Regions from separate parts of the Homo sapiens genome. Here region 1 is linked to region 2. The links are chromatin contacts, found by Hi-C or POLR2A ChIA-PET in ENCODE. All regions are on one chromosome and are shown on one strand. Each heading gives the region's core, a stretch centred on a gene start or an enhancer-like site at or near the end of the contact. The rest is flanking DNA. Distances are from core to core; before and after follow the strand shown.

Region 1 (2,700 bases), core at 114-2,613, 350 kb after region 2:
AATGTTTAAATGACACTTGAAAATGTTTATAGGCTGGATGCGGTGGCTCACACTTGTAATTCCGACATTTTGGGAGGCAGAGAGGGGAGGATTGCTTGAGGCCAGGAGTTTGAGACCTGCCTGGGCAACATAGTGAGGCCTTGCCTCTACAAAACTAAACAAGATTAGCTGGGCGTGATGGCCTGAGCCTTTAGTCCCACCTACTTGGAGGCTGAGGTAGGAGGATCACCTGAGCCCAGGAGGTTGAAGCTGCAGTGAGCGGAGGTCCGCACCACTGCACTCCAGCGTGGGCAACAGAGCAAGATCCTGCCCCCACTCCCCTCCAAAAATAAAGAAAAAGAAAAGAACAAGTTTTAATATGAAACAGTAACACAAAAACTTTATGCAAATTAATTCCAATGAGTACACATATATACTTCTAAAATAATGTATTTTCTGAGTGATACACTATAATGTTAATAGTAGTAATCTTTGCATGGTAGAATTTTGGGTCATTTTTCACTTCCTTAACAACCACCCAGCTGAAGAAATAGGAAACTTTCAGCCGTCTAATTCTCCTCGGATCCCTCTCCTCAATACTTGCTTTGCTGCTAAAGAAACCATCATCAGGATTTCTATGTTAATAATTTCCCTTAGAGTTAGTTCTATCACCTTTGTAGGTATTCCCAAAAGTACACTATTTAGTTTTCTGGCTTTTTTCCCCCATATTTACAATCATGTTCTCTACATTCTTCCTTAACTTGCTTTTCTTATATTATTTCTGAGATTCATCCATGTTGATGTGCATAGCTGTAGTTCATTTTTAGTGATGTTTAGCATTTCATTGTATAAATACACCACAATTTAGTTATCCATTCTACTACTGACATTAAGTTAACAGTTTATTTTAAATACACAGCCTTCAAATTAAAACAAATCAGTGATTGAAAGATAGCAGTGATACCTTTTTTCTATGTACTCAGCTTGACTTTGAGGAAACTGGAGCTTCACATGCCAACAAAACTGTTGTTTTCTAAGAGAGAAAATAATCATGTGAGAATCAAGGTAGATAATAAAAGTCTGGATGCAAATTGAACTTTCTAAATTTTCACTTTAAGATAATTCCAAAATTATTCTTAGACTTTAACATATATTTTCTATTAAGAGCTAATTTCTCTTGCAAGGGTTATTAAGAAAGAAAAAAAAGGGAAGCAGTTCTAAATTCCAAGGACTTCACATTTCTGAATCAGAAAGCAATTTCTCATAGTTCAGGGGCTTTTGGGAGCAGTGTGCTACTATTTGAAGTTTACAAATAAATTTCCTCATGACTAAATACAATGAGCTGATGTCTTTGCTTGACTAGTCTGGAAATTAGGTGAATGAAGTATTGTCCGGTTGAGTCCAGCTGGCTGGAGATACACTTCTGAGGCATGAGTACGTGCATTCAGTAGCAAAACAGGAGACAACAAGCTGGTTGCTAAGCAGAATGCACTTTGAGCTACAGTCTTTTTGCTTTCAGGTCTAAACTTTGGTTTGACATAGCATCAACAGCAATAACTCACTAAATGTCTGATTTTAGAAAAATGACTATATTTAATATATCTAAATTTAGAGACATTGACATGATTCCTTCTTTAAAAATTCTAATGCTCAAAATATTGAATCCAATACAGAAATTTAAATGTCTTCACTACATGATGATTTTACACAATGTTTTCCTTACTTAGAAGAAATTTCTAACAATCCATTAGAGCAAGTTAATGACTACCGATATCTCCTTAAAATCTATCCCATAGCAGTAGGACCCCAAAATCTAAAATAATTTTCTTTTAATACAATCTATCTTTCACCAAACATCTATATGATTTAGTAGAATTTCTGTCAGAAGACAAAGAACATAATTTTATTGAGAACAAAGTTGAAAAGTACCCTTTACTAATCTAAAGGACAGATGTCTAAAATCTCAGAGGAAAAAACATTTAAAAATTTGAATGCAAAAGCAACAGTTACTAGTTTTAAATAAATAATTCTTCCAAAATAAAACATTTTGCAATATTCATTATCTGTGAAATAGGAATACCATAATAGCATTATCACAAGGCTGACTTTTTTTTTTTAATAAGAAATAAACAGATTTTGTTCATCTTTTTTTTTTTTTTTGAGACGGAGTTTCGCTCTGTTGCCCAGGCTAGAGTGCAGTGGCATGATCTCGGTTCACTGCAAGCTCCGCCTCCCGGATTCACACCATTCTCCTGCCTCTCTCCTGAATAGCTGGGACTACAGGTGCTCGCCACCACGCCCGGCTAATTTTTTTTTTTTTTTTTTGGTATTTTTAGTAGACACAGGGTTTCACTACGTTCGCCAGGATGGTCTCGATCTCCTGACCTCGTGATCCACCTGGCTCGGCCTCCCAAAGTGCTGGGATTACAGGCATGAGCCACCGCACCCGGCCTCATTTTGTTCATCTTAATGCATAATATAGTTTCTTCCTAAATGTATGTTTTTTCAGGTTAACTTAGGGAAAAAAAGGATTACCAACTTGCCATCTTATGGAATTGTAAACCATACTCAATCACCCCAATTCTTGCTTGAGTAATTTCAAAAACCATTCGCCTTTTAACATTTAATACACCCTGAATACATTCAGAAAGCACTTAACATTCCAAACACAGAGAGAAAAGCCCTCGGAAATCATTTTATTTGTTGTAGTTAACTAGCTCT
Region 2 (2,700 bases), core at 27-2,526:
AGCTTCTAGCAGATATTAAATGTGTAATAAAAGTCGGTTCACTTCCCTCTTTGTTTCTTGCAAGTCACTTGACATATAGCAGGTGACCAAAATATGTTTGCACTAACTGGTTCATTTCTTCATTCCTTTCACCTTTTTAAACGCTACAGAGAACCTCAGGAGGGCACTGTGATGAACTGTGTGGTCAATCACATGGGTAAACAATTGAATTCCCTCAGAGAAACAAGGTATGGTCTATGTCCAGAAACAGAAATACAACTCATTATTTTTAATGTGAAAAAACATGGCTAAAATCAACAAGGCCAAGGTTTGTCTGTTTTTCAAAGCCATACAGAAGGGCACTATACTCTGTGGTCCTAACTCAAATGACTCTGGATGACAAAGTAAGACAACAGGGGGTTGGATCTGGAATTACCTGCAGAGTATGTGGCACCTAAGGGCATTCACAGAAAGAAAGAAAAGAAAAACTTTTGTGTATATCAAACCGAACACATAAGCCTCTGTCAGGTTGTGACCCCAATTTAGTAAAATAGTCCATAAACCCAATGGGCAGATTGACTTCTTCATAGTAGAGTGGGGCTGCCTCGATATGCAAGGTGGCAGTTAGGATTTGTGAAACTTCTAGACAATAGCTTTTGGTCAGTCTCACAAACGTGCTTTTTTCCAGGTGCAGGGAATGGGATTCCACTATGTCTAAATCTCTGTTTATTATGTGCTGTTGAGGGTGGACCAAGATGGCCAGTCTGCTCATGTTTGCAGTCAGAACTGGACGGTCATCCTGTCACATGAATTGGACCTAGTTTACCCAAGAAGTTCAGAATTTCTTCCAGACAACTGGGGAGGCAGTTCTCTGAGCCAGAGGTTTACTAAGTAGGACCCCAGTGGTTTGAGGACCTCAGAGAGATCCTTAGAACATGTATACACAACCACTGCTACCTGGTCAACCTAGACACAAACAAAACAAAATCTAGAAAATCTATTACTCACATTGACTTACTTTTCTAAGCAATTGGGAAAACTGTGTGTGGCATATTTTGGCCCACACATTCAGGCTAAGTGCTCCCACCACTCATAATCACCAGATAACTGCCAGTTGGCTTTCCATTTTAATTTGTGATCTGCAGAAGCTTCATTGTACTCTTTACCCACAGATAAATAAATCACCCATGTCTCTTAGTACCAGATGAATTGAAAGAGAAAGAAACATGGCAAGACTACATCTCTTAGGCCTGACTTTATTCACTGGATCTAGCGGTCTGGGCAAATTCCCCACCTCTCAGTGTGACTCATGCATGTCCGGAGGTGACTACAAAGCAAAAGCATGGAATGTCATACATTCCAGAGGAAGTGTTCTCAGGGATTGTTATCAGTGCTGACTTCTTGTTTACCAGTGAGGAAACAAACTAAAATCTCCAAGGTTGTGCCCATCTCAGAAAGTACCACGTGTCACTGAAGTGACAGGGCCTGTCCAGTTGACTTCAGCTGTTTCCATGCTCTGCCCTATCCCCCAACCTCACCTCCTTGAGTGAACAATCCTCTCCCCTACTTGGTTCCTATTTGAATTGTTCTTCAGTTACTGGCATGTATTTGAAATTGTAATCACTCTTCATTCTTTAATGCTTCTTCCTTTTCTGAGCCTTATTTTTTATCATTTAAAGCTTCTGGTGGGGACATTCCTATACTTACTAACATAAAGGCCAGTACCTACTTTAGAATTATTTGAGGACAGTTTCAATTTTTCATTACTGGGAGGAAAGGAATTATAATATCTTTAGTGGGGAAATAATTTAATGCTGAGAATATATGAAGTAATTCATTGATAAATTCTACTGAGAGTTACTCTTAAAATAAATGTCTTAACAAAACCCCAACAAAGCTACCTTAGGAGAAGCTTTTCAATTAATTTATCAAGACTCCACGGTTATCATTTTAAGACAGATTTAAGAATATGCCCAAAGAAATGACTTTTAATAATGAACAGGCCCCATTTGGAGCAGTGAGTAGTTCTGCTTAACTGAAAAAAATTACAAAAGTTATGTCAGGTGTAGCCTTTCTAAATAAAAGGGATGTATGAAGTGGTAACTGTAGATAACAAACAAGAAATATGCTTTTCCCCCTTGAAAATGCTAAAGGTGCTTATTATAAACACAAAGAGATTTTGTCTTTCGAGGCAAAGAACAGATTTCTCCTTTCCTGTTGGAGTAATTATTTTCCTTTCTCTTGTATGTTGTTATTGTCTGAATAAGCTTACCATTTATTTGTAGCTGGGTTTAGGAGACACATGTATGTACACAAGACAGGGTGCTGGCCATTCAGCAGGGAACATGCAGAGAAAGATGCAGGAAGGCTGTGTTGCTCTTGAACATCTTTCCCTTTTTACACCCTAATGGGCACTGTGAGGATGTGTTAACACATCCTGTCTGGTAGGGTATCACCTCAAAGAGCTCAGGCTCCTGAGGACTGAGCAACAGTGAGGCCAAGGAACAGGTTCTGTTTCCCCTTTGTGGATGCACAGAGGCTTTGTTAAAAGATGAGCACCATTTCAAATATCCCGAGAATGCAGCTGTTGGGCCGTTTAGTTCTGTTCCAACATTTTTTCCTAAAAAAGCATGGAGGAGGTGGTACTGCTCCAGTGCTGTATGTAGTGTTTTTCCAACCCCAGGGACTGTACTTCCTGCTTCTCACTGTGTCTCAAGCCAG

Evidence for each region. A loop is a pair of places that touch in the nucleus more often than their neighbours do. ChIA-PET counts read pairs that join two places held with the same protein, here RNA polymerase II (POLR2A). Pooled maps may share reads with other maps.
Region 1: a map of G401 shows a loop between it and region 2 (4-fold over the local background). The contact joins two enhancer-like sites. A Hi-C loop is called at or near these places in 4 of 168 maps with a recorded cell type or tissue (G401, HepG2, IMR-90 and 1 more) and 2 of 50 pooled maps. POLR2A ChIA-PET finds 5 or more read pairs at or near these places in 3 of 52 experiments (AG04450, WTC11 and activated CD4-positive, alpha-beta T cell).

The regions. Positions count from the first base shown.
Region 1 is chr1:85,679,893-85,682,592 of GRCh38, forward strand. It overlaps ZNHIT6 (zinc finger HIT-type containing 6), which reads right to left. Exons shown (of 10, transcript NM_017953.4): 6 at 944-1,012. Among named protein-coding and RNA genes, the nearest start is that of ZNHIT6, 27 kb to the right of the region's middle. Within about 2 kb of position 1,364, at least 3 of the 41 ENCODE cell types and tissues checked have a DNase peak (open chromatin) inside an H3K27ac peak, as active enhancers do; they include IMR-90 and mammary epithelial cell, where a contact is called at or near this core.
Region 2 is chr1:85,327,820-85,330,519 of GRCh38, forward strand. The region is part of intron 4 of DDAH1 (dimethylarginine dimethylaminohydrolase 1); the gene reads right to left. Among named protein-coding and RNA genes, the nearest start is that of BCL10, 53 kb to the left of the region's middle. RefSeq lists enhancers at 276-445, 921-1,499. Within about 2 kb of position 1,277, at least 11 of the 41 ENCODE cell types and tissues checked have a DNase peak (open chromatin) inside an H3K27ac peak, as active enhancers do; they include IMR-90 and mammary epithelial cell, where a contact is called at or near this core.